Linked DNA regions of Mus musculus: region 1 is linked to region 2. The links are chromatin loops, found by intact Hi-C in ENCODE. Cell type or tissue: gastrocnemius. All regions are shown on one strand. Links, peaks and the distances in the headings refer to the core of each region. The heading gives the core; the rest is flanking DNA. Region 1 overlaps Tgfbr2 (transforming growth factor, beta receptor II). Region 2 holds the start of Tgfbr2 (transforming growth factor, beta receptor II).

What was found. A loop is a pair of places that touch in the nucleus more often than their neighbours do. Peaks named below come from ENCODE experiments on the same cell type or tissue, not always from the same donor. Only the 100,000 strongest peaks of a DNase experiment are listed, where the experiment ranks them.
Region 1: it touches region 2 in a loop (2.3-fold over the local background); 8 of 42 quality-filtered maps call a loop at or near these places.

Annotation. Positions count from the first base shown.
Region 1 is chr9:116,116,205-116,128,697 of GRCm38, forward strand. All of the region lies in intron 4 of Tgfbr2 (transforming growth factor, beta receptor II), which reads right to left. Among named protein-coding and RNA genes, the nearest start is that of Gm31292, 23 kb to the right of the region's middle. In gastrocnemius, for the core only: a CTCF peak has its summit at 6,549; no DNase peak of the experiment used is centred there; H3K27ac peaks cover 3,480 bases.
Region 2 is chr9:116,168,280-116,180,772 of GRCm38, forward strand. It overlaps Tgfbr2 (transforming growth factor, beta receptor II), which reads right to left and starts at 7,084. Exons shown (of 8, transcript NM_009371.3): 1 at 6,665-7,084. The coding sequence starts at 6,758. Gm40582 (a long non-coding RNA gene) reads left to right here and starts at 7,365. Exons shown (of 3, transcript XR_871320.3): 1 at 7,365-7,457; 2 at 7,632-7,740; 3 at 8,432-10,328. In gastrocnemius, for the core only: a CTCF peak has its summit at 6,938; DNase peaks (open chromatin) are centred at 6,343 and 6,845; H3K4me3 peaks cover 5,472 bases; H3K27ac peaks cover 6,485 bases.

The sequences.
Region 1 (12,493 bases), core at 2,881-10,880, 52 kb before region 2:
TGCCATCATGGACATGTCCATAGCATGTCCATTTGAGAGAGATACCTTGACGAATGCGTGATTTAGTCCTCACTTGGATATCCTGTCTGTCCTTTCTTTTCAGATCTGCTGCTAGATCCTGCCCAGGCATTGTTACAGAAATACATATTCATCTATAAAAACATGAGATCATTGCATTTGAGCGCTATAATATTTCAGACGCGTTTACAAGTCCCTCTGAGCACTTCTACAGGATTCATCTGTCTTCAATTAGTTCACAGCACACACGCACAAGAAACAAAGTGCCCTTGGAAGAGGAGAAAGTACCCAAGTGCTGGCCTCTCTGACAGTTTCCTACAGTAGAGTTAAGATGGACTCGTCTCCCTGGGATGTGGGGAGCAGATGCCACAGGTAGATCTGCTTGGATTGGTGTATGGCTTTCCACCAAAGCAACTGGGGCTTCTGTTCATGGCTTTGATTAGCCTGGGAAGGAGCTCAGTGCTATAGTGGGAAGCCCTCTGTGAGTGTCCTCTTAGGAAAGACAAGTAGCACACAGTGAGCTCTGTCAGGCAGGGAGCTAAGCTATGCCCGATGTGCGCGCATTGTGTTGCTTTACTTCCATCAGTCCTGAGTCGGGTTCTGTTTTACCTACATTATGGAGGTCGGGATTGTGTTTCGGCTGCTCAGGATGTGCTCCCTTGATAAAGATCCCTTCGTCACCCCCCATAGGTGCTGAGTAAATAAATAAATAAATCACCTATGTGGGGGGGTGACGAGGTACTTGAGGCAGGGACTCAGGATAGGATGTTCTTCCTTCTCTTGTTGTATCTCAGTCTAGTCCCACTTCTTTCCTGGACAATTGCATTCTTATCCTGTGGCTTCAGATGATCACGGAGACATATGAACATCATCACACTTCAAGGGTCACTGAGGTCTCTCCAAGGAGCTCTCTTGATGCCCTGTCATGTTCATTACTCTACACACCAGATCACCAAGGCAAGCAGAGAACCACCACCTAGGTCCCTTCCTAGTGTACAATTACACTAATGAATTCTCCCTCCAAATGCCTTCATTGGCATGGCTCAACCACTTTAAATATTAACACAAGAGTCCATGTCTCAAGTTCATCTCTGTTCATCGGGCTGTTATCAAGACATAAATAACAATCCATTTAGAATTTTAGTTTTAGTTTTTATTTTTCTCTTCTGTGTCTGAGACTGTGTCTCATGTAGCTCAGGTTAGCTTCAAACTCAACACACAGCCAGGGATGACCTTGACAGCCTCCCCTTCAGAGTGGTAGCATTCCAGGCATGCTCCTCGTATGCAGTGCTAGAGGATGAACCACCAAGGCCTCAGGGCATGCCAAACAAGCAGCCTATCCAATGAATGGCACCTACGGGCCTCGACTTTAAGAGTGGGGATTTTTTTTTTTTTTTTTTTAGGTTTTTCAAGACAGGGTTTCTCTGTGTAGCCCTGGCTGTCCTGGAACTCACTTTGTAGACCAGGCTGGCCTTGAACTCAGAAATCCACCTGCCTCTGCCTCCCGAGTGCTGGGATTAAAGGCGTGCGCCACCACCACTGGTCTCATTATTTGGTTTTACTAAGTCATTTTACTTTAAGCCATTAGAGAGTCTCAGTTTTAATTTCTTTTCAGACACTAGTATCAGATATGGACATGACAGAGTATGCAAGAAGCCTGGGGAGTTGGTTGTTTTCATCTCTTCTGTGTGTGAATGTGTGTGTGTGTGTGTGTGTGTGTGTGTGTGTGTGTGTGTGTGTGTGTGTAAGTAGGTAGGAAGCTAAGTAGGCAGGCAGGTAGGTAGTTAGATGATAGGTGGATAGGTAGGTAGATAGACAGGCAGACAGAATGGGGAAAGGGGGAGAGAGAGTACACACACTGCTATGTTGTTGTATATATATTTGACAATTCTAAAACTCACATAGCTTGCTGCCATCACTGGAATCTTTAAGCATCTTGTTGTCATGATGCAGAATCTCTTGGCACCTCCCATTCAAAGTGAGGTCCAGAGGTCCAGACCGGCAGTGTGAGCACACATCAGCTGCGTGCTTGAGGGAAAAGAAGGCTCCTTGCCTCTGTTCTCAATCATCATTACGTCCAGGTGTGCATTTGAACGGTTCCTAGATGGCTCCTGCACAGAAGTTTCAGAAGTACCTTTCCCAAAGCTAGAGTAGCTTTCTTGGTATTCTGCCAGAGACGATGGTTGCATCCTTGCTTTATTCCTAAAACCAAGTCTCTTTGTGGCATCACTGGCAGAGTGCTGGCACAATTGTACTCAGACTGACCAATAAGAAAACAACCCCCAAGAAGATCCCAGTCAATTAGGCAGCAGAGCAGTGTGGAACGAGATAGGGTTCCCCATTCATCCTCTCAAATGAAAAGCAAGCAAATTCAAGCAAACAATTAGACATGATTTTAATTAAGCAACAGGAGAATAAACTGGCAGGAGTTACAGGACCAACTTTAACGGGCACCGTGGCGACAGTGCTGCTGAGCATTCTGGGTAGATTTTGAGAATATTTCCTTCCCTGTAATGAGGGGAGAGGCCTTCCCTCTGTGCACTTTAATTCCTACTGCAAGTATGCCGAGCTGAACCATCTCTCCACTCCCCTCCCTACCTGACAGTCGCCTTTGCACGAGTTTCTTGACTCTCCTTAAATAAAGCTGAGGGGAGCACAAAAACCTCCTCTGCCTTACTCCTGGGAGGTGGGGACAAAACCTCAAGCAGAGAGCTACAGTAGAGAGAGAGGCCTGGCATTTTAGCCATTGTTGGCACAAAATCCAAATACTGGGACACTTCAGAGTCACTCTTTATGGGGGCTGGGAGATACCTCAGATGGGGAAGTGTTTGCCTTGGAAGTAGGAACGCCTGAGTTCCACCCTCAGAACTCACATTAAAAAGCAGGGAATGGTGGCCTATGCTTGCAAACCCCAGCAGTAGGGAGACAGCAAGAAGTGCACCCTGGGCCTCCGACCAGCCAACCTGACCAGCCAACCTAGCCTACCTGGCAAGTAGCAGGCCAGTGGGAGACCACACTTCAAAAAGAAACGCTTGACAATGTGTGAGGAATCTGATGCTGTCCTCTGGTCTCCATATGTACACACATACATGCACATACACACTCACGCACGCGCGTGCACACACACACACACACACACACAAACTTTGGTATTGCAGTTAGCCGTTAGGAAACTGGGAAAGGAGGCTGATTCTCCACAGCACAGCTTAGAAATGAATTGTTAGCCTTTCAGCCAGAGACCCTCAAAGAGCGTGCCACTGGAAGGTTAAAAGTTGAGCAAGAGCAGTTTGAGGGCTAGAGCAGTCAGGTAGAAGCTGAACCAACCGGAGGGCAGCTGATCACTGACCTGCAGCAAAAAGGTAACCTAACAACAAGTACGGTTAGATATTTCCCACCACCCACAGCACACAAGCCCTGGTTAGGAGTCCAAAGAAAAGACTTGAATCACAAAGCTAATGCCAAGAGTGATAGAGTGTGGTTATTTCTTCATGTACTAGCTCAGGGCTTATGCCCAGAAACCTGTATTATCCTGACTCAACATAACTCCTTTTTATTGTTAACACTGTCAATCTACAGACTCTATAACTGCCAACAGGATAAGGCTTTGGGCGTGGGAGTGTGTGTGCATGTGCGTGTGTGTGTGTGTGTGTGTGTGTGTGCGCGCGCGCGTGTGTGTGCTCGCGTGTGTGTGTTTCCAGATTGGATTTACAGCGGCTGGAAGAGCCACCCTGAACATGGGCAGCATGCTACCATGGGCTGGGGTCCTGAGCACTGGAGATCTTCTCTTTCTGCTCGCTGACCCAGGATGTTCTGTGACCCAGCTGCCTTGGTCTGGTTCCTCCATCATTTTCCTGGTTGCCTGTCTCCTGCCTGTGCTCAGGAATCCTAAAGGCACAGACGCACTGAAGTCAGGGGTTATCGTCTTCTCCAGGGAGCTGGGCCAGCGTTGGAAAAGACTGTGCACTATAAATATCATCAGTGCCTTCACAGTGCCAGGTATTGCCTGATACTTCACACCCTAAACTGTGACCCTGTTGCCTGGGCACCCTCTCGGTCCTTGTCATCACATCCCTGTCCCTATTCACATTCTCAAGGTTTCTTCTAAAGCCATAGATGCCGACCAGGGCCTCACTGAACTAACTTCTAATTAGTCGAAAACATAATCCTGTTCCTATCAAGATTGGTCAGCGTAGATAACGAGGCTTGCTTGTTTTCTCCTTAACCATAAACTGAATTTTGGCTCTCTCTGTGTGAATGGCCTCTACCCACTAAGGTCGCTCTATCTGGAATACACAGGGAATACAAAGAAAGACGCAGACTCTAGCAGAACAATTATTCTGGGTCCAGCTGTTCCTGGTGTTGGCTACATGTTGGCATATCCTGGGGGCTTAGGAAAAAAGTTTGTGGCCCCCGCCTTTAATCCCAGCACTTGGGAGGCAGAGGCAGGCAGATTTCTGAGTTCAAGGCCAGCCTGGTCTACAGAGTGAGTTCCAGGACAGCCAGGGCTATACAGAGAAACCCTGTCTCAAAAAAAGAAAGAAAGAAAGAAAGAAAGAAAGAAAGAAAGAAAGAAAGAAAGAAAGAAAGAAAGAAGGAAAGAAAGAAAGAAAGAAGGGAGGGAGGGAGGGAGGGAGGGAGGGAGGGAGGGAGGGAGGGAGGGAGGGAGGATAAACGTTTCTGATACCAGGTCCGAGACCATCTAAGCCAGAACCTGCACAGCTAAGGCAGAATTTACAAAGCACCTTGGTGTTGAACACTGCAACCCAGGCAGTTATGTGGACCTGACTGGGAAAACAGAAGAAATGTCTGAGTTTCAGATCCATTGTGTATGAAATGATACTATGTTAGGCTTGTCTGGGGCTGGAGCTACAGGCAGGTGTGAGTCACCTGACATGGGTGCTAAGAACTGACCCTGGGTCCTCTGCAAGAGCAACAAGTGCTCTATAGTAACCATTGAGCCGTTCCAGGCCCATATATAGCTTTCCTTACATGAGAAGGACAAATGCAAACTGTTTTATTAAAAGTCAAGGTTTTTATAGTGTGTATATGTGTGTGAGCTGGTGCACAGCCATGAGACAAGGGCCCACCTAAGGTGTTCCTCAAGAGTTACCCACCTTGCTTTTTAATCAGAGTCTCTTGCTGGCCTGGAGCTCAGGAAGTGAGCAGAGCTGAGTGAATGAGTCCAGGGCATCTTCCTGTCCTGCCTCCCCCTCCCCAGGACTGCATACAAATAACAACACACTCCCACACTTGGGTTTGTAATGTGGGTTCTCAGTCCCTACCAACTTTACTGACTGAGCCATCTTCCCCAGCTAGGTTATCGTTATTTTTAATAAACATAATGAATAAGCAAAAAGGGTTTACATAACAGTAGGCCGGAGCAGCTTCCTGTCAGAGAAGACTTCCAAAGCCAGGTGGCCAGGCTATATGTAGAGAAGTTCGGATTGCATACAGCTGGAATTCAGCCCGGGTAGGAACAGAAACCAGTTCACAGAGTTGGCCAGCTTCTTCGAGTGCTTTCTTATTATTTATTTATTTATTTGCACGCACAGTTCCACAGCAGCCATTTTGCCATCACCCACAGGTGTGGAGTTTGTGGGACACATATGGATGAGTCGTGTGGAGCATAAACTTACAGCCACTGCTGTTGCAAGCCCTGGGGTCCAGTTGCTGCAGTGACCACTCTTATTCAGTGGATGAACTCAGGGCAGACTGTGCACACTCTGGACGCCCTGTGTGCCCCGCAATGACTCATGGAGAATGGGGTTCTACAAGTGCATGCTCACCACCCCCGCTGCCCCCACAGCTAGCTTCAGAACCCCACCTTGGGGAAAAAGTTTACAAAAAGGAGCTGTTTTACCTTGAGTTACCTCACACACACCCTATGCTGGGCCCGCCTGAGTTGTGGTGCAGTTTGTGTATTTCTTTGTCCAGTTAGGATTGTGCTAAAGGATTTGGGATATGCTCTCTAGCCAAGGTTTATACACAGCCAGAGGCTCTCTCAGCTCTGGGTCAGCAGTCAAATGATGGAGTAGTCTTCGGGGAGACAACTGCACTCGCTGATTTTAATCTACAGTTTTCTACATACTCTAACAATGTTTTCTCAACCACATTTTCGCACCCCTTTCTTCCTTCCTTCCTTCCTTCCTTCCTTCCTTCCTTCCTTCCTTCCTTCCTTTGTTTTAAATTCTGCATTTAGTCCAGAAAGTAAATCTGCCTCATTTCCTCTCAAAACTAAGATGCACAGCTGGAATGCAGCTGTTCTGAGGACCAAGTGCCCAATCTAAAGACCAAGTGTAACCAGAGGCCATGCCCAGGCTTGTCACAGCCCACCTTGCTCTTTGCACCTAAGAGCAGAGGCAGAAAAAGCAGAAAGGTCAAGGCCGGGACTGGGACGAGGCCAGGGCTGGGATGAGGCTGCGACTGGGACTATAGTTTATTTGGCAGAGCATGAGCCTTAGCATCCATGAGGCTATGGGCTGTATCCCGAGCAGGCCAGAAGCTGGGCCTGGTGGCGCAGGACTGCCATCTAGGCACTCAAGAAGGAGAGGCAGAAGGAGGGGCAGGAGGATAAAATGTTCAAGGCCATCCTCAACTACGTAAAAGAATCAAAGCCAGCCTGGGCTGTATGAGATCTGTCTCAAAACCAAGAACCAAACCAAAACAAAGACAACAACAACAGCAATAACAACAGCAAAACCCCCAATTTCTTCTAAGAAGCTGGTCGCCTGGGGCTGGGGCTGGGGCTGGGGCTGGGCAGCCTCAAGGTGAGATCAGGGTGCAGGGGACAACACTTCTGAACTGCTCTCACTCGGAACGCCCTGAAGTCAGCCACGTGTGCAAAGCATCTGGTGCACACAGAATGGGCTCACTGGACAGTGTGAAGCCCCACCATTAAAGCTGCAGTGGGCCCAGGGGGAACCAGCTGGCTGAGATGTTCTGCTAGCAAAGTTAAACATAGACAGGAAACCACATGTCTGATACTGTTCGGGGGTGGGCGGGTGAGGGGGGAGAAAAAGAAAAAAAATCATTTGTCTTCCTGCCAGAGTGAGGCTGGTTTAGTTTAAAAAGAAGCAATTCTACAACAGTCAGAGAGGAGGGAATGAAGCAGTGTGGTTAGAAGACCCTGTTTTCCTCCCATCACCTCAGCACCTCAAGTGAGCCTACACGATGTCCCCATGCTAACCGCTAAAGTCTGCATGCAGCGGTGGGTATGCAAGCCAGCAGAGCACACAGCTATGTGACACAAAGAGCTGCTTCCCTACAGAATGGGAAAGGTTGCACTTGGAGTCAGAAGTGGTTTGGAAAGTCCTGGTTTCTTTCTTTAAAAAAAAATATTTATTTTGTGTGTGCGCATGCCTCTCTCTCTCTCTCTCTCTCTCTCTCTCTCTCTCTCTCTGTATACTCGAGTAACAATTAAAAAAATAAAAAAAGAATCTGAAATTTGAGAGTGAGAGAGTGTATAGGAGAATCTAGAGGGAGAAAAGGGAAGGGAAAAATGATGTAATTATATTATAATTTCAGAACGTAAATTATTATTTAAAAAGAGGAACAACTCTCCCTAGGCAGAGAACACATGGAACTTCTTACTTCCACCAGCAGAAACATCTACCCTTCAGCCAACGGCTGGATACAACCATATGTAGCCAAGAAGGGCCACTATAAGCCACCCAATATATACCTACTTAAATCATATTTCTTTTGAGATAAAGTCTCGAGTAGTTCAGGCTGGCCTTGAACTCGGATTCTCATCTTCCTGCCTCCACCTTCTGAGTGTTGCAATTACAGGTGAGTGTTATGCTCTTGACAGTCACAGGGTTGCAGAAGGACCACACCAGGCCCAACAGTTCCATGTGATGTTTATTGGGGGGGGGCAGCAGAAAGAGAAGGGGGGAAGAGAGAGATCGGGGGGGGGGGGCTTTCTTTATATATGGGTAATGACTTAATTACAGGTAAAGGTGGGAGGTGAGCCAAGTGGATTCTGGGAATATGGTGGCTGTTGCCTTGGTTATAGGTCTGTGGATCCTGCCTATGTGATATCGCAGGTTTCAGAGGTCCTGATACCAATCAACAGTGAGGGACAGCATTCTTTAGTGTTGGGGCTCAAACTCAGGGCCTCATACGTTGTAGATGAACACTCTCCCAAATGAGTTATGTCCCCCAGCCATGATCTAAAAAATTCTCATTTTTGCAATTTCCTTTTCTAAATCCCCAGCAATGTTCTCAGTGATGAGCTCTATACATGACAATGCCATACTCAGTGTCACAGCAAGTGACAGCCCACAAGTTAATGTAGCACAGCATTTTCTACAGCCTTCTCTCCCACAATACCAAGCCACAGCGAGGGTGACCTGTGATACACTGCTTTTCACCTGAACACAGTTCAGATGGGAAGCATCAGGGCAGGGGCGAACACAACCACAACCTGTACAGACCAGGATGTATAAATGAGGATGACCTTGGAGCAACAAGGGAAACGTTACAGGGGCCAAGTCTGCGCTTGCTCTGCTACGTTCTCCAAGCCCAGAGGCTTGTTCATCCTCTCAGCATCCCATAAGCTTACCACCCATTCTTCCTGCCTCTATCTGTGTGTGTGTGCATGTGCACATGATGGGGATGGGGTGTGTATGTGAGCACCTGTGCATGTGAAGGCCCAAGGTGGATGTTTGCATTGCGTGTAGAGGGGTATGTGTGAGTGAGTGCTTGTGTGAGCACACACACATATGAGTGAGCATTGGAAGTCCAAAGGTGGATGTCAGGAAGCCATCCTCTATCACGTATCCACCGTATGCATGAAGCACCGTCTCTCTGTTTAGCCCAGCGCCTGCCAATATGGCTAGTCTCAAATGGCTGATTTGTTAAGAGAAATAAGAAATATAGGATTACTTTTCCAGGCATGGTGGTCGGTCGATAGACGTTCTTAACTCCAGCACTCTGTAAGCAGAGACAAGTGGATCTCTGTGATTGTCAAACCAGCTTGGTTTATATAGTGAGTTCCAAGCAAGCCAGGGCTACATGAGGAGATCCTGTGTCCAAAGAAGAGACCTATAGAATAGTCCCAACAGGTCCTATGGAATAGCATCAAGCCCGCTTGTAACTACTGACTCATGGTTTCAGTGACACATCCACACCCACCCACTACCAGGGCTCTGATGGTTCAGTGTTCCTGAGTCCCTGTGATGAAGCAGACGCTAGAGGCACTGAATGGGCTCGTGTGCCCCATTCAGATGTGATCCCCAGTTGGTCTGCCCCACTCAGAAGCATACTCCTTACCAGGGAGGCACAAGTAAGGCAGGAGTGTTCGCTGGGGTTCTCTAGAAAAGTTACACCCCTGTTGCAGATCAGAAGAGCCACTGACTAGTGACTCTGAGCTTGCCAACGGTTGGGTTAGAATGCTACAGGTATAGATTGAAGATTATCTTAGGATATCTTTGTTCCCCTAGTCTCTTTCTGTCACTAACTTCACGATCTGACCTGACATCCTTTGAGGAGCATGTAGAATCTTTGGACTGAGTGAAGTGACTCACAGACCTCTCTCTTCCAGCATCTCAGAAACTATGACAGCATCAGGTGGAACCTAAAACCATTGGGAGAGATTTCTCCACTCTACCATAGCCAGTCTGCCTGTTGCCTACCCCACCCCCGTGATGCACTTACTAAATATCTCAATATTTAGCTGCCTTCTGTTCTAGAACTATATATTTTTCCAGGTCAACCTGAATCTGTGCTTCCAGATGATACCCATTCCTCCTTCTCTCAGAATAAACACTCTCTTATTCCTTTTGGAGCAAGAGATGTTGTGTTGATGAGTTTGAATTTTCTGTTTGTTTGCTGTCTGTTTTTTGTCAACTTAACACATGCTAAAGGCACTTGAGAAGAAAGAACCTCAACCGAGGAACTGCCTCCATTAGATTGGCCTGTGGGCGTGTCTTGGTTAATTATTGTTGTGGAGGGCCCAGCCCACCATGGTCAATGCCTCTCCTGGTGGTCCTGGGTATAAAAAGCAGGCTGAGCAACACTGGGAGAACAAGACAATCAGAATCAACTCCTCATGGCTTCTGCTTCAGTTCCTGCCTTGAGGATCCAGCCTTGAGTCCCTGCCCTGACGTCCCTCGGGGATGAATTAATGATGTAAGCCAAGCAAACCCTTTTCTCCTCAAGTTGCTGTTGGTTGTGGTCTTTGTCACAGCAAGAGAAACCTAAGTAGGACAGCTGTGTTTTTACAAAGATGGCCTCTGTGACAGCTGCCGGGGACTCTGGAGTCCTGACGATAACGCAGAGATGCAGGCAAAAGCACTAGGCTAGAAGCATGGTGTAGCCATGCAGCCCTGAGCAGCCTTTCTGTGGAAATGAAGAAGCTAAGCGGAAGGGACCAGCTCAGAGCGTGATTACTCTAGTCACTGATCTGAAAGGCACTGAAAGCCCCCCCCCCCACTCTTATTTAGCAGCTTCCTGCTGTGATCCTGAGTCAAAACAGGAACAAACGTGCTTAATTTGTAATATTATCCAGCAATGTAAGGGCTGTGGTTAGCTTTGATTAGAGATCCTAGACTCAGCATGCTCCCTTTGACTGGGGAAGGTATGTGGGGAGAAAAGAGGCACTGGAAGAGACACAGATTAAAACAGAGCAAGCCTTTCCAGTGTGCCTGTGGTGTGGTACCCAGGCTACTGGATGCTGTGTTCAAAGGGCCTGGCTGGAACTCAGCTGTTGAACCCAGATGCCAGAACGGACCTGAAGCCACTTACTCTAACATCCGGGAAGTGGAGACTGAAGGATCCCTGGAGCTCAATGTCCAATGTAACCTCCTTGCTGAGTTCTGAATCATCAAGAGACCCTGTCTCAAAAACAATGTGTGGCTGGGAAGGTGGCTTAGTAGATGAAGTGTTTGCCACACAGCATAAAGACCAGAGTTCAGATCGCTAATACACTTATAGAAGCTGAGTAGGCTTGGTGCCCAGCGTAAATAACCCTGAGACTTGGGTGGTAGAGCAAGGGGGTCAGGAGTTCAAGATCATCCTCAGTTAGATAATGAACTCAAAACCAGCCTGGGATGCATAAGACTTTATCTACATAGGAAGGAAGGAAAGAATGAAGAGAGGGATGGGGCAAGAAAGGAACTAATGAACCCAACCAAGAAACAAGCAGGTCAGTGAGCGCCTTTGAGTCCTAGCAGTGAAGGCAGAGATCAGCAGGTGACTTGCAAAAGGTATGGAGAGACTTCACACCAGGTAAAGTGCTTGCTGCATTCAAAGCACGGGGAACAGGGTTTGGATCCCCAAAACCCACATAAAGCCAGCTAGTGTGGCAACCCTCTCATAATCCCAGCTCTCCAGAAGCAGAGACAGGAATCCCCAGGGCAAAGATGGCTAACCACCCAAGCCCAATGGTGAGTTCTGAGTTCAGGGGGAGTCTGGCTCAACATACAAGGTTGAAAGTGATAGAAAAAGAGAACCAGTATCAACGTCCACATGAACGTGCACACTTGTATGCAGATGTGCATACACACACACACAGACACCACATGTACACATATAAAACACCAAAAACGAAACATAAATGTCTTGCAAAATTAGCGTGCCATCTTGCGGTTATAAGACAGCCACTCCTGATAACACTTGCCCTGCTACATCTTAGACTACACTTTTTGTTGTTGTTGTTGTTGTTGTTTTTGATTTCTTGAGACAGGGTTTCTCTGTGTAGCCTTGGCTGTCCTGGAACTCAATCTGTAAACCAGGCTGGCCTCGAACTCAGAAATTCACCTGCCTCTGCCTCCCACGTACTGGGATTAAAGGTGTGCGCCACCACGCCCAGCTAGACTAAACTTCTGTTCTGGCACCTATCAAGTCTTGCTGACGGATGGCTGTCAGATGGCCATCATGACACCCCCTCTACTAATTTGCATTCTGAATTTAGATGAGTATTGGGTAGGTTCTCAGGTCCCCCCAGTTAAAGCGTTCTCCAGAGAAGGCAAGGGAGCTGTGTTGGGGACAGTTCTAGGGAGCTGTGTTGGGGACAGCTCTGAAGAGCGGGCAGTTTCTGGCTAGTGTTCCCTCTGTTTCTGCTGCTTTCTCCTCTTCTTTCTCCTTGGCCAATGCAAGATGCACTGAAGCCACCAGACATCACACAAAGCCTGCTGCCACGGGAGGCTGGTAGGAGATGCCAGAGAAAGCAAAGGCCCATTTTTTTTTAACATTTCCAGACATGCCCAGCCTTTTGACAGTGTGATCTACAAAGTTCATGCTGGAGAACCATGCAATCAGTCACGCCCAAAGTAAAACATAAACAAATCACAAAACACATCCTACAGAGTTTTAAGGATGTTTATGATATTGCTTTGGTCTCTATTCATAGCTATCCTGGTGCACATGTAGCCTGCAGGCTTCAGGCTGGGGATACCTGGATGGCTTTCTGACTAGATGACAAGGTCTCTCTGTAATCTGTCCCTTCTTCTGAAGGGACTGGCATGTAGCAGGT
Region 2 (12,493 bases), core at 2,513-10,512:
GTGATGCAGCTGAATTGCTAGCAATACCAATGCCTAGGCTACCCTGGTTCTCATGACCGTGATATCACTGTCAGGCTGGGAACTGTAGATCACCCACGGGCAAAACACTCCCTGTTCCTGTCTTGATTTTCTGTGGCACGAAGACCATCAAGAGACACAATGCACATTTCCATGAAAAACATCCCTTTAGCAGAGAGTAATATGTACAGTGAATATGCATAAGGAGAAATACAAAATGCAATAAATCCATAGCAGATCATACAAAGCACATAAACCAACCAGGGGTGACCCACTGCAGACATCTGAAGGGTGAAGTTTCCTCCACTCTCAAATATGACGTGTCTTTAACCCTTCAGCTTCTCTATGAAGACCCACTTACACACACACACACACACACACACACACACACTCACACACACACTCTCACACACTCACTCACTCACACACACTCATACACACTCACACACACTCACTCACACACACTCACACACACACACACACACACACACATAGCCTCCACCTATTTATGAGATAGAGAATTATAAGAATTATCTTCTAGGTCTCTTTCTATGATTAAATAAGTAATGTCACCCTTCTTCCTAACTGCACTCAGGATAAGCCCAGGCATTCCTGCAGCTTCCTAAACCCCTCAGCAAACCCCACCCAGAAATACGGTGACCAATCACTCTCTTGTCCTGTCGGAGGTGAGGTGACACGCTCCTGTGGGAGGAAGGACAAGCTGTGAACACCAGGCGGTTACTGCTCATCTCTGGGCTGGTTCTGAAAACTATAGCGTCCGCCATCCAAAGATCCACAGGAGCAGAATGCAAAACCTTGCAGAGGGTCAGGGTTAAACTTTTATATAGCACTTGGCTGAATATGCCGAGCCAGGGTCAGGAAGTACAGTTTCGCATAGCCTATTTTGAAATGCCTTGGTGGTTTGCATCTGACCTAAATAATCCCCAGGATGCTCTGTGATAGACAGCCAATTTCGGATGCACATACTTCCCTTAGATGCACTGCTCAGAAACCAAAACATAAAGCCTAGGTGGGTAGGAAACATAAACATTCGATTCAAGATGGGTGTGGTGGCTCATGCTGGAGGAGCAGAACTTGAGAGGCTAAGGCAGGAGGATTACTACAAGTGTGAGGCCAGCCTGGTCTATATTCTAGATCACAGAATAAAACCTTGTTGATTCTATGTTCTTCAAAAGCAAACGAACAAACAAACAAACAGCAAAACGTGACAAAACCTGTGTATAAATTCAACATTGTATTTTGTAATTATTGTTTCCTTTCTACAATGTTTGAGAAAATGGAGGAGGAGGAGGGGGAAAGGAGGAAGATGAGAGAGAGAGAGAGAGAGAGAGAGAGAGAGAGCGCTAGCATTTGCAGGGTAATTTTGTAGGTGAAAACCTCGCTAAAGTCAAAACATCTTTTTCTATCTTTGGTCAGAATATAGGCATCAATGTCATAGCATAGAAATAGCCAAAGCGGGACCCCGAGGCACAGGTACAGACCCCAAGGCCTGGCTATTAAAGGCTGAGGCAAAAGCAGTGCAGGCTGAGGGCAGCTTTGCCCCAGGGGACTTAAGTCCTGCTACAAAAGTAAGAGAGAGATGGAGATATACCAAGGCCTGAGTCCAACCGCAGGTGCTGCAAGAGCAAACCAATAGCCAAGTTAATTCAGATGCTCTGACCACTCAGGACCAAATACCCAACACAGCAGGGGCCCTCCTGGGTATGTAAGCCTGTGCAGCAGTCACACTCACACTAGCCCCAGCAGGATGAAGGGAGCTGGTACAGCTCGGAGAATGAGCTGTCGTCCCGGGGCAGCCCTGGAGACCAGCCTCTGACTGACAGATCCTGCTTGCCCTGGAGCAGCTAACGAGGCTCAATGAACTCGGGAATCACACAAAAATCACTGCTTGCTGTGCTCGGAGCTGAGAGAGGACAGAGGAGGGGGCGCTTGGCTCACCTGACATGTTCAAAGCAGGTTTCCTTACGAGGCCCAAGGAAGGTCTTTAAAGATGAGAAAAATTAGTCAGATAGGTGATCCAGAGAGAGGTTCCAGAGAGGACCAGCTTCCTGAATTGAGGCCCGGGAGGCCCTAGTGGTTGACAACATCCTAATGCTGTGACCCTTTAATACAGTTCCTCGTGCTATGGTGACCCCCCCCCCCCCGACACACACACATACACACCATAAAAGTATTCCATTGCTACTTCTTAATTGTAAATTTGCCACTGATATGAATCAGTAAATATCTGACAATGCAGGATATAAGATCCACGTCTCTGGCCAGGCGGGTTCTCCACTCACAGCTTGAGAACTGCTGCTCTCAGCCTTGGTAAGACACAAAGTCAGAAAGAATGGTATAGGTGAGGAGGTTTGTCAGGTGTGACTGAGAGAGACATCCAGAGCCGCCTGTGGGGCCTGGGATGAGGCACCTGAAGGCATTACTTTATTCTGTCTTCCCACACATTATCCAGTGAGAGCCAAGGAATTCTAGGCTGCCCAGCCAGCGAGGGAGAGGTGGGACTGTAATCCAAGACACCCTGATCTTCAGTGTGTGGCTCTCACTCTACCCTGGCCCATCCAACAGAAAGACGGGCTGGACACGCTTTGGTCCAGTTTGCATAAGAAGAGTGAAGGAGAACTGTGGATCGTCTAGGGCTGAAATACAACCAGGCAGAGATGGCAAGGTAAGAACTCAGCAAGGAGAAACTCACGCAGAGGCACTGAGAAGGAAACATCCAATGTGAACCCCCTCTTGTGCATTCAGCAAAGCATGGGGTTAGGGTATGGGGGGGGGCGACGGGACTAGAGCAACCAAACAGGACCTAACAGTGTTCGAATCCCCAGCGTGTCCTGTGCTCTGTCTGTGACACGATTCGGGAGCTCAAAGAAACAAAGTGACAACAACTCTGCTGCACTCATCTGGGGTAGCTTCCTCTCAGTCTATACATCCCCATTTAGTAAATACCCTTGAGAAGGAAGAATAGTAAGGCAGTTTGGGAGATAGCATTCAGAAGTTTCCGTTATTGATTGGGAAAATAGAATTGTTCCCAGGGGCAGAGGACCTGAATTCGGTTCCCAACATCTATCTACACTGGGTTGCTTACAACCATCTGTGACCCCAGCTCCAGAGGATCCAACGCTTTCCAGCCTGCTCAGGTCCCTGCACACGCGACAGTCTCCTACATACATCCACAGCTGCCACACAATGAAATAAATAAAACCTAAATTTTTAAATAGTTATTCATCAATGTAAGGAAAACTGTAAAGTCCGGTTTAGGGCAGAAACTGAATGAAACAGGAGGTAGGGAGGCCACTGAGGACCTGGGGAAGGTGGGCATTTAAAAAGGAGTCCTCAATGTGGGGTGCTATATCAAAACAGAGGCCGAAAATTGTAGCCCTGGTTAGCATTTTCTGCATAATCCACTTGTTAAAAACAAGATGTCATTAAAGGAAGTGCCCTGGGGCTGAAAATGCACCTTATGTGGGGGAGGGGAGAGTAGGTCCAAAGGATTAAAGGACTAAAGATTTTTGGTCCAGGACCTGGATAGGTGTAAGGACATCCTTAAAGAACCTATAGGGCTCCGTGGTCCCTGTGACACTAGGGCCAAGGTCTAGTCCTCTGTGAGGACTCTTCCGTAGGCATCTAAAAAGTCAAAATCATATTTTTTGAAGTCTGATGCATCCAGAGTACATTTTCCCCTCAGACTCACTCCTTATCCTTGAGCACTTAGAAGCGTGAACATGCTACATCAAAAACAAGTATTTTAATTTGCGAGGCCTGCAGGAGGACTCAGCAGGTAAGCTCCAAGAGCAGAGTCTTTGGGTGTCGCATGGCAGAGGAAGAGGACCAACTACCATAGTACCATAGTTTTCCCTTGATTTCTTCCACACAGGATCTTGCGCGCACACACACACACACACATGCATACACACACACACAATCAATCAATCAATCTTTAAATTAGAAGTTGTCTAAGTATATTTCTTGTCAGCTGAGGAGACGTCTCAGCTCACTTGCCATGCATGTGTAGGGACCTGGAATCAGATCCCAGCACCCACATAAGTAGCCAGGAGGATGTACTGGTCTCCTCTAGTGCCAGCACCCAGGAGGCAGACACTGGGGGGGTCTACACGGCAAGCTAGCTAGCAGGACAAACCCACACAGTGCATCCTGGGTTCAGCTAGAATCCCGGCACCATCTAAGAAGCCTGCCTTGGTAAATGAAGTGGGGCAACTGAAGAAGACACCCAATGCCAACCTTCTCCCTCCACACCCATGAGCACCCAATGTCATCTCTGACCTCCACACTCTTGAGCACCCAAGTGTACGCCCACCGTATTACAGGGCTCATGAGCACCCAAGTGTACGCCCACCCTATTGCGTGGCTCATGCACAGAACCCCCAGAGAAACATGAGGACAAAAGTTTAAAATAATTTTTTTTTTTTTAGTGTAAATTTCTCTTACGCTGAAATCGCTTGCTCATCTGTCAGGCTGGTACGCATAAGACATGTGTTTGTCTTGGACTGACTGGGACTTTGTAAAGAATCTTGTTCCTTCCCTTTGTCTATTGCATTAAGGTATCTTGAGAAACTGCCTCACAATTTACCACTCTGTCAGGACAAATCTCTACACCTTTCCCCTCTGTGGAAACTGAGAAGGCCAGTGGAATTCCAAGTGTCCTTCCACGCGCCCTTTCCCTAGGAGCTGTCTTCCCACTTAAAACCATCTTTAAAAACTTTGACCACATAGGTACAACTCAAAACGAACTGTCCAAACATCCTGGAATGGCAATTCCATAAAATGTTAAAAAAAAAAAAAAAAAGCCCTCTCCGTCTTATAAAACTATTTAAAGCCCAAATTAAAAAGATCCACCAAGTCAGTCAGCTAATTGTTTAAAACTGTGCATAAATATGACTCACAAGCTACAAAGCCTGGAATTCGAAAATCACAAATCTTAATCTTGTAAACAAAACTCAAACTGGGGCCTCTGGACTTCGGTTCTTCTCGAGCTAAAGCAAACGTTTTATGTACACAAAGGGAAGGATATTCTTTCTGATGGTCTTCAGCAAAACCCAGCAGGGTTTTTTTTTTCTTTTAATTTTTTTTTCTTGTGTGTGTCTATATGTGCTTGGGGTAGGGTTTGTGAGCACAGGAAGGGGCAGAGGAGGAGACCAGGGGTCCTCTGTCACTCTCCATGAGTCTCTATCACTCTCTTTGAGTCTCTCTCCGAACCTAGAGCTAACCTGGCATCGAGCAATTTCCAAAGGGTTTCCAGTCTTCTCTCACTAGTGCTGGGCTGGCAAAGAACCACACCCAACTTTGCATATGGGCCCTCGGGATTTGAACTCACGTCCTCAAGCTTGCACAGCAAACACTCTTAGCCACTGAGCTAAATCTCCCAAGCCAGCTTTAAGGGCCTGGGTTAACATGAGAGACAGTTGACCTTTCTGGAACTGCACTTCAATGGAAACCAACGACACGAACGCGGACTTTATGAAGCAACAGGACTAAAACCTGTTAGGATTTTTGCTGTTTCCCTTTGTGTGGCTCTTCCCTTCTGAAATGGTCCACTGCTGTTTGCAACACGATCCAAAACTCTTAAATCACCTCAACTACCGATGTCTGCAACGAGCTCTCTTGCACCCTACTTCCGCGCTCCCCAACACACACACACACACACACACACACACACACACACACACACACACGGCCACCGCAATCTCTGCATTTCACCCCAAATCGACCCTGGCCATCCTCTTAGTTACTAGGGAAGGTCATGGAAAGCCAGTGATGAAAAGAGTGTAAACTTTCACAAACTGAACCACTGCATTGTACAGTAGGGAAAACTGAGGCCCAGAGTCATGTGACTTGCCCAGATCGTGGCCCTAACTCTAACTTTAGAGTTAAAATGCCAGATTTTAAACTTTCCAAGCAAACCCTTAGGAAGGAGCCCTAGAGCCTGCTTTTCTCCCTTAACTAACCCCTGCGATGGGACCTGGAGGACAACCTGGGTTAGGTGTTTCCATTGAATAGTAGCTGCTGAGATCTTTCATTCCAGGCAGCATCCCTATAGTCCATCACTTAGTAGGCATGCACTAGATTTTTCTCAGCCATCAACCTGACCACCCTCACTGGGTCCTCATCCCGGCAGGCCAGGAATCAGCGAGGATAGAGATCAGTTCTCTTCTCTAACTTGTATCCAGTGAGTCACGGCCCAGAATCCCTCCCGAGATGGCAAAGCTGAGGACTGAGAGTCTGGCTCAGTCGCGGTGTCTAGGGCAGTAAGCGGCCCAGGTGTGCAGCAGCTGGGCGTCCAGTCCCCTGCCGATGCTCCTCCAAGTTCCAACTTCTTAAACTTCCCTTTCCGGGGCTCCAGGCCCCTCGCGGCCGACCTGGCCTTTCGTGCGCGCACAAAGGGGGTCAGGAGCGTCCCCAAGTCCCCTGCAAGTGGACTGTCCTGCTCTTTTGCGAGAGATCTTGCCCGGATCCCCGCGGGCCTGAACCGACTCGGGCCGCTACAAACTTCCCGTTTCCGCTCTCGCACCGGGTCCCGCGGCCGACTGTCAATCGCTGCCCTGGGGGCTGGAGGAGGAGCGGGGAGCCCCAGTGAACCCCCAGGGTCGCGCCCTGGCCACTCACTCACCCGACTTGGGAACGTGCGGCGGGATCGTGCTGGCGATGCGCGTCCACAGGACGATATGCAGCGGCCACAGGCCCCGGAGCAGCCCCCGACCCATGGCAGCCCCCGTCGCTCGTCATAGACCGGCCCCTGGTGCGCCACGAACCGAGCCTCGGGGACCCCGGGCTGCGCCTTTACTCCTCGCCCTCTCAGGATGCGGGCCAGATGTGGCCGGCGATCCCCGGAGCTCGGAGGCCCGGAGGAGGCCCCCGGCGGCCGAGGAGAGCTGAGCAGGAGGCTGGGGCTCCGTCCCCCAGGCGAGCGTGTGCGCGCGCGGGGGGTGTCGTCGGTCGGTGCGCGCGAGTGACTCACTCATCAACTTTACCCGGGCGCCGAGAGGGAAACAGGAAACTCCTCGCCAACAGCTGGGCAGGACCTCTCGCCGCCGGAGAGCCTTCCAGCTCCGGCCCTCTCCTCCAGCTTCCAGCCCTCGCCTTCCTCCGGCCGCCAATCAAGGCCGCTGGATTGGACCTTGCCTGGACTCTACAAACTTTTAGCTGCCCACTCCCAGCGCTCCCACGCAACCCCCACCCCGCCAAGTCTGGGCTCCAAGTTCAAACTCAGAAGTGACTAAGCGCACTTTTCGCAAAACAAGCTCGAAAGTGGTGTAAACCACTTTCCTTGATACACCTCCAGGCACCCCCACACCTTCTAGGCATTACTCCCAGGGGCTTCATAATTCCATTGAGACCCAGGAGAGAGCTCTGAAATGTAGCTTCAGAGTCCCGAACACGTTGCTTCCCCTAATAAAATAAAGGTAAGCACTTCTTCACTAGAGCTTAGTTTCAGTTTTATGTACATGCATGTGTGATCACGTTGTAAAGGACTGTTTTTTACTGTGGAACAAAATCCAGGAGTTTGTCTCAGAGTTTAATGTGCGTATTAATCACGTTGGGTTGTGAATTTAGCTAACCTGCAGGTTCTGGTTCAGTAGGTCTGAACCCAGAGTGTCTGCATGTCTAATGAGCACCTGGGTAGAGCCTCCCATTGGAAGGACCGTTTCCTGGGCGTGGTTTGCTGGGTGAAGCTCTGTGATCAAGGTAGGGCTGATATTTTCAGGGTGTTGCCTCTAAGAAACTAAAGAAATTAAAGTATGTTTGGGGCCAGACGATGATGGCACACGTGGGCGGGTCTCTGTGAGTTCAGGGCCAGCCTATTATACAGAGTGAGTTCCAGGGCAGCCAAAGCTATACTGTCTGGGAAAACAAACAAACAAACAAACAAAAACCCAAAAAACAACAAAAAAAAGTGTCTTTGGTGGTGGAGTCTGCTTTTCAATGATCGCTCTTCGATAAGATAATTCGAGTAAGGAGAGAAAATACTTGGCTGGAGGTAGAAAGGCTATCAGTAGGAAGACCCATCAAAATTTCCATTCTTTCTGGGGTGACCATGTTTTCCAGAGACAATCTCTACAGTGTGTGTGTGTGCGTGCGCGCGTGCGCCTGTCTGTGTGCAGCACGGCCTGTTTTTTTGTTTTTGTTTTTTTGTTTTTTTGGTTTTTGAGACAGGGTTTCTCTGTATAGACCTGGCTGTCCTGGAACTCACTCTGTAGACTAGGCTGGCCTCGAACTCAGAAATCTGCCTGCCTGCCTCTGCCTTCCAAGTGCTGGGATTAAAGGCGTGTGCCACCACTGCCTAGCTGCCTGATTTGTTTTTAAGGGTTCATTTTACTGTATGTGTGAGTACCTTGCTTTCATGTCTGTATGTGCATCATGTGCATGCCTGTTGCAGAAGCTATAAAAGGACATAGAACCTTCTGGAACTCGGGTCACCCAAGGCGGCACAAGCCACGCATCCAGGAGGTGACTATGTGAGTGCCGGGAACTGACTCTGGGTCTCTGTAGAAACTGCACATGTTCTGCATCTCAGAGCGGCCTCTCTAGTTCCCTGCCTCAAATGAGCTTCCCACTGATCCTGGAGATGGAAGATGAGCTAGACCAGCTAGTCACCAACCCAGACATCCTCCTGTCTCTGCTTCACCAGTACTGGGGGTTCAGATGCATCTGTGCCAGCTCTGTATGTATGTGTGGGGGTGTGTGTATATGTATGTGCACATCTGAGTGTGAGCTCATGCACATATGCTGAGGGTAAATTTGTTAAAATTGGATTTCTGAGTTTTTGATTCAGCACCAAACACTGCTTCTGGATGCACCTTCTAGGAAAAGGTCATCTTTTATCCAAAGAGTTCTTGTCTCGTGCATCTGGTGAGAGAATGCATGGATAGACAGTAGGAGGGTGCGCGCTGCTCAGCGCACATGCAGTCGTGCACTTATACCGTGTTAGTGAGGGAGACAGGCTGAGTTCAAAGTCGGATTCCCCATCTTCCTTCTGGGGTGGTCTTCTCTCAGGCTACTGCCATCCCTTGAGCATTTGTCTTGCAGGTCACTCATCCACAGGCAGGGTCACTCTGGGTGCTTCCACTCAGTGCCTGAGATCTGAGCTGAAGGCATTTTTAAAGTGCAAGCTCTGTCACTATCATTGAATAGCATCACCGAGCTCGAGGAGCTAGTAGGAAGCAAACCCTTGCACCTGCTCCAGAGTCCCCATCCCCACACAGCCCTGCTCTGCTCAGAGCCTGTTCTGCATTCCCAGGGCCTGCCCCTGTAGAGCCCCGACTCCCCCCCCCCCCCCCCCCCGTGACCTCCTCTGGCCTGATTGACTCACCTGTCTGAGTAGATCTGTGTAGAGTAGATTTTGAGTCTCCCACTGATCCTGGGGATGCAAGATTACCTAGACTGGGTGACCAGCAAACCCCAAAGATCCTCCTGTCTCTGCCTTCTCAGCTCTGGGGTTTCAGACACATCTGTACCAGCTGTTTGTGTGCATGTGCGCGTGCGTGCGTGCATGTGTTAGTGTTTGTGTGTGTGTGTGCTGCATGTACACATGTAAGCATGGCTCCATATGATTGTCCCTAGGTGCTTATTTCATGTTATGCCTGTTTTTCATTCTGTCTGTTTGTTTGTTTCAGATGGAGTCTCATGTACATTGCTGACCTCAAACTTGCCAGGTAGCCGAGGCTGGCTTTGAACTCTGGACGCTCCTGCCTAAGTCTCCCAACTGCTGAGGTTACAGGTGTTCATCCACCATGTCGAGACCTTTTACAACATTTATGATATCTGGGTTTCATAATGTTTCTCACTGACTCCCAATCTCATGTCTCCTTCAACTTCAAAGATCTTGAGGGCAGGCACTATACACCTATCTTTCCTTACTACTGAATCCATGTACTAAACAGGTCTCAGGTCTGCAGTCAGGCATGTGTTGGCTAAGTGAGCACATGAGGTAACAAGGACTCAGAGGACGAGTGACCTCAGGGACCTAGTGATTTCATAATTCTGAGGAGAGCATTATGTAACCCGACAGAGATATGAATAGATGAGCTTTCTGCCAGTGCTGCTTCCCTTTCTGAGAAAGGAGAAATGAACCTGCTGCCTTCTGTCTTCTTAATTTCCCCTAAGTTTGTCCAAGTTCTCTATCTGTGACAGATGTGCTGTCTTCTCTGTGTGTGCTAAAACAAGTAAAGGTCCCAACCATCCCAAGGAGCCTGGAGCGACAGCACAGTTGATAAAGTGTAGTGAGAATTCTGGAGATTTGGTTTATTGAAATAAACACAGAAATATTATAAGAATATGTTTTTGTTTTAATCCCAGATGTGGGGAGTTGGGACTGTCCACAGCAGCTGACTATGATTTGCCTTGTGCTCTAGCAGAGGCGTGTGGTTTTGGTAGCTGCCTATAGTTTCTGCAATTGAATGATGTTTGGAATTCTGGGAACTTTTCATAGGATATATAAATGCTAGAGTCCGAAGAGGTGTGGTTGGTGGTTGGTGATCCTTCAGGAGGTTGGTTGAGGTCTGTGAGTAGCTGTGCTCAAAGAAGAAACAAGAAGAAAGAAATTAGATTCAGATCTCTCTCTCTCTCTCTCTTTCTCTCTCTCTCTCTCTCTCTCCCTCTCTCTCTCTCTCTCTCCCTTCCTCTTCCCCTCCCTCTCTCCCTCTTCCCCTCCCTCCTCCCCTCTCCCTCTCCCTCTCTGTCTCTCTCTCTCTGTCTCTCTCTCTCTCCCCTTCCCTCCCTCCCTTCCTCCCTCTCTCCCCCTCCCTCCCTCCCTCCCTTCCTCTTCCCCTCCCTCCTCTCTTCCTCTCTCTCTCTCTCTCTCTCTCTCTCTCTCTCTCTCTCATCCTTCTTTCTCTCTTATCTAGTTACAGGGGTGAAGTGGGGGAAGGGAAGGGTGGGAAAAATAATTCACAAAGTAGCAAAGACCAGTTACAAACAAAGAAGAAAAAAAGAAGAAAGAAATTAGATTCATAAATTCCCCTCTCTTCTATCCTACTGATAGGGGGTAAAATTGGGGGCGTGGATAAATGATAGAAAAAAAGGAACCCACAAAATAGCAAAGACCATCTACGATGAAGTATTTGCCTTGCAAGCAGGAAAGCCTGAGCTGAGCCCAGACGCTACAGGAATGAAGCCAGGCCTTTAGGCACCAGCTCGGAATTCTAGCTCTAGGAGAAGAAGGAGGCAAACAGACCCTGGGGCTTGCTGGCTCTCCAAGCTAGCCCACTTGGTAAGTCTCAGACCAGCCACTGGAGAACTTGTCTAACACACACACACACACACACACACACACACACAAAGACTACAGCTGTGCTAACAACATGCTTTGTACTCGAGGCTAAGTCCAAGCATCTAGTGCCTTAGTGGAGCACCAAGTCTCATATCACACTTCTAAACTGACAGCATCTGTGTTGGCCTTTCACACTGCTGATCTAACCCAGTCAGCCCTGGAAAGGAAGGGGGCTCTACTCGGCATCGGGAAATGCAAACAATATCTAAAATTCACAGCGAGATCACAGCATCTTAACCCCATGTGCATGGCAAGCAGATTCTCTGAAACAATGTTCAATATTGAAAAGACTTAAAACTTGCAAGGAGTCTGCCCTTTCTCTGGGATGCTTACAAAAGGCAAGTCTGATGGCCTCAACAGAGATTTTATGTGAGCTGGGTGTGGTGGTTCTTGTCAGTTACTCCCACAACTGGAGACACTAAGATGCTAGGATGGTAGCACATTTGAGGCAACCTGATCCAGGCCAGCCTAGGTTACAGAATGAGACTCTTATCTCAAAATACCAAAAAGGGGGAAAGGGGGCACTGTTTCATACCATTTTAAACTTTGGTTATCGTAATTTTTGTGCCCAAAATAATAAATAATCTAAATTATGTGTAAATTATGGGGCTGGCAAGATGGCTCAGAGAGTAGAGGGGCCTGGAGCTAAGCCTGGAGACCTGAGTTCAATCCCTGGTGCCCACCATGGTGGTGGGAGACAACTGACTCTGCAAGTTGTCCTTTGGCATCCACAACTTGCACCATGAGACATGCATGCTCTCCCCAAGGAGGAAGGAGAGAAAGAATAAAAGTGGACATCAGGGTTGGGTGGTTTTGTTTTTTTTTTTTCAAAAGTAGTTTGTGGCTTTATGTTTATTTTAATTAATTATTTAATTTAGTGTGTGTGTATGACAGTGTGTACATGTGCTCAAGTGTGTATGTGTGTTGTGTGAGCATGGGCATGTGTGTCCATGTGTGTGTGAGAGAGAGAAAGCCTAGTAGAGTCAGGTCTCTCTCCAACCCTTTCTGCCAAGGGATTGAACTCAGGTCTCCAGCCTTGGCAGCAAGCTCCCCCGACTCCACTGAGCCACCTTGCCTGCATTTCATGTATTTCCTATTTTTGACCCATCCTAACAAGGACTGCCTTAAGATCTTCATTTACTTTTGAGAAATCACAAAACATTCTTTTCC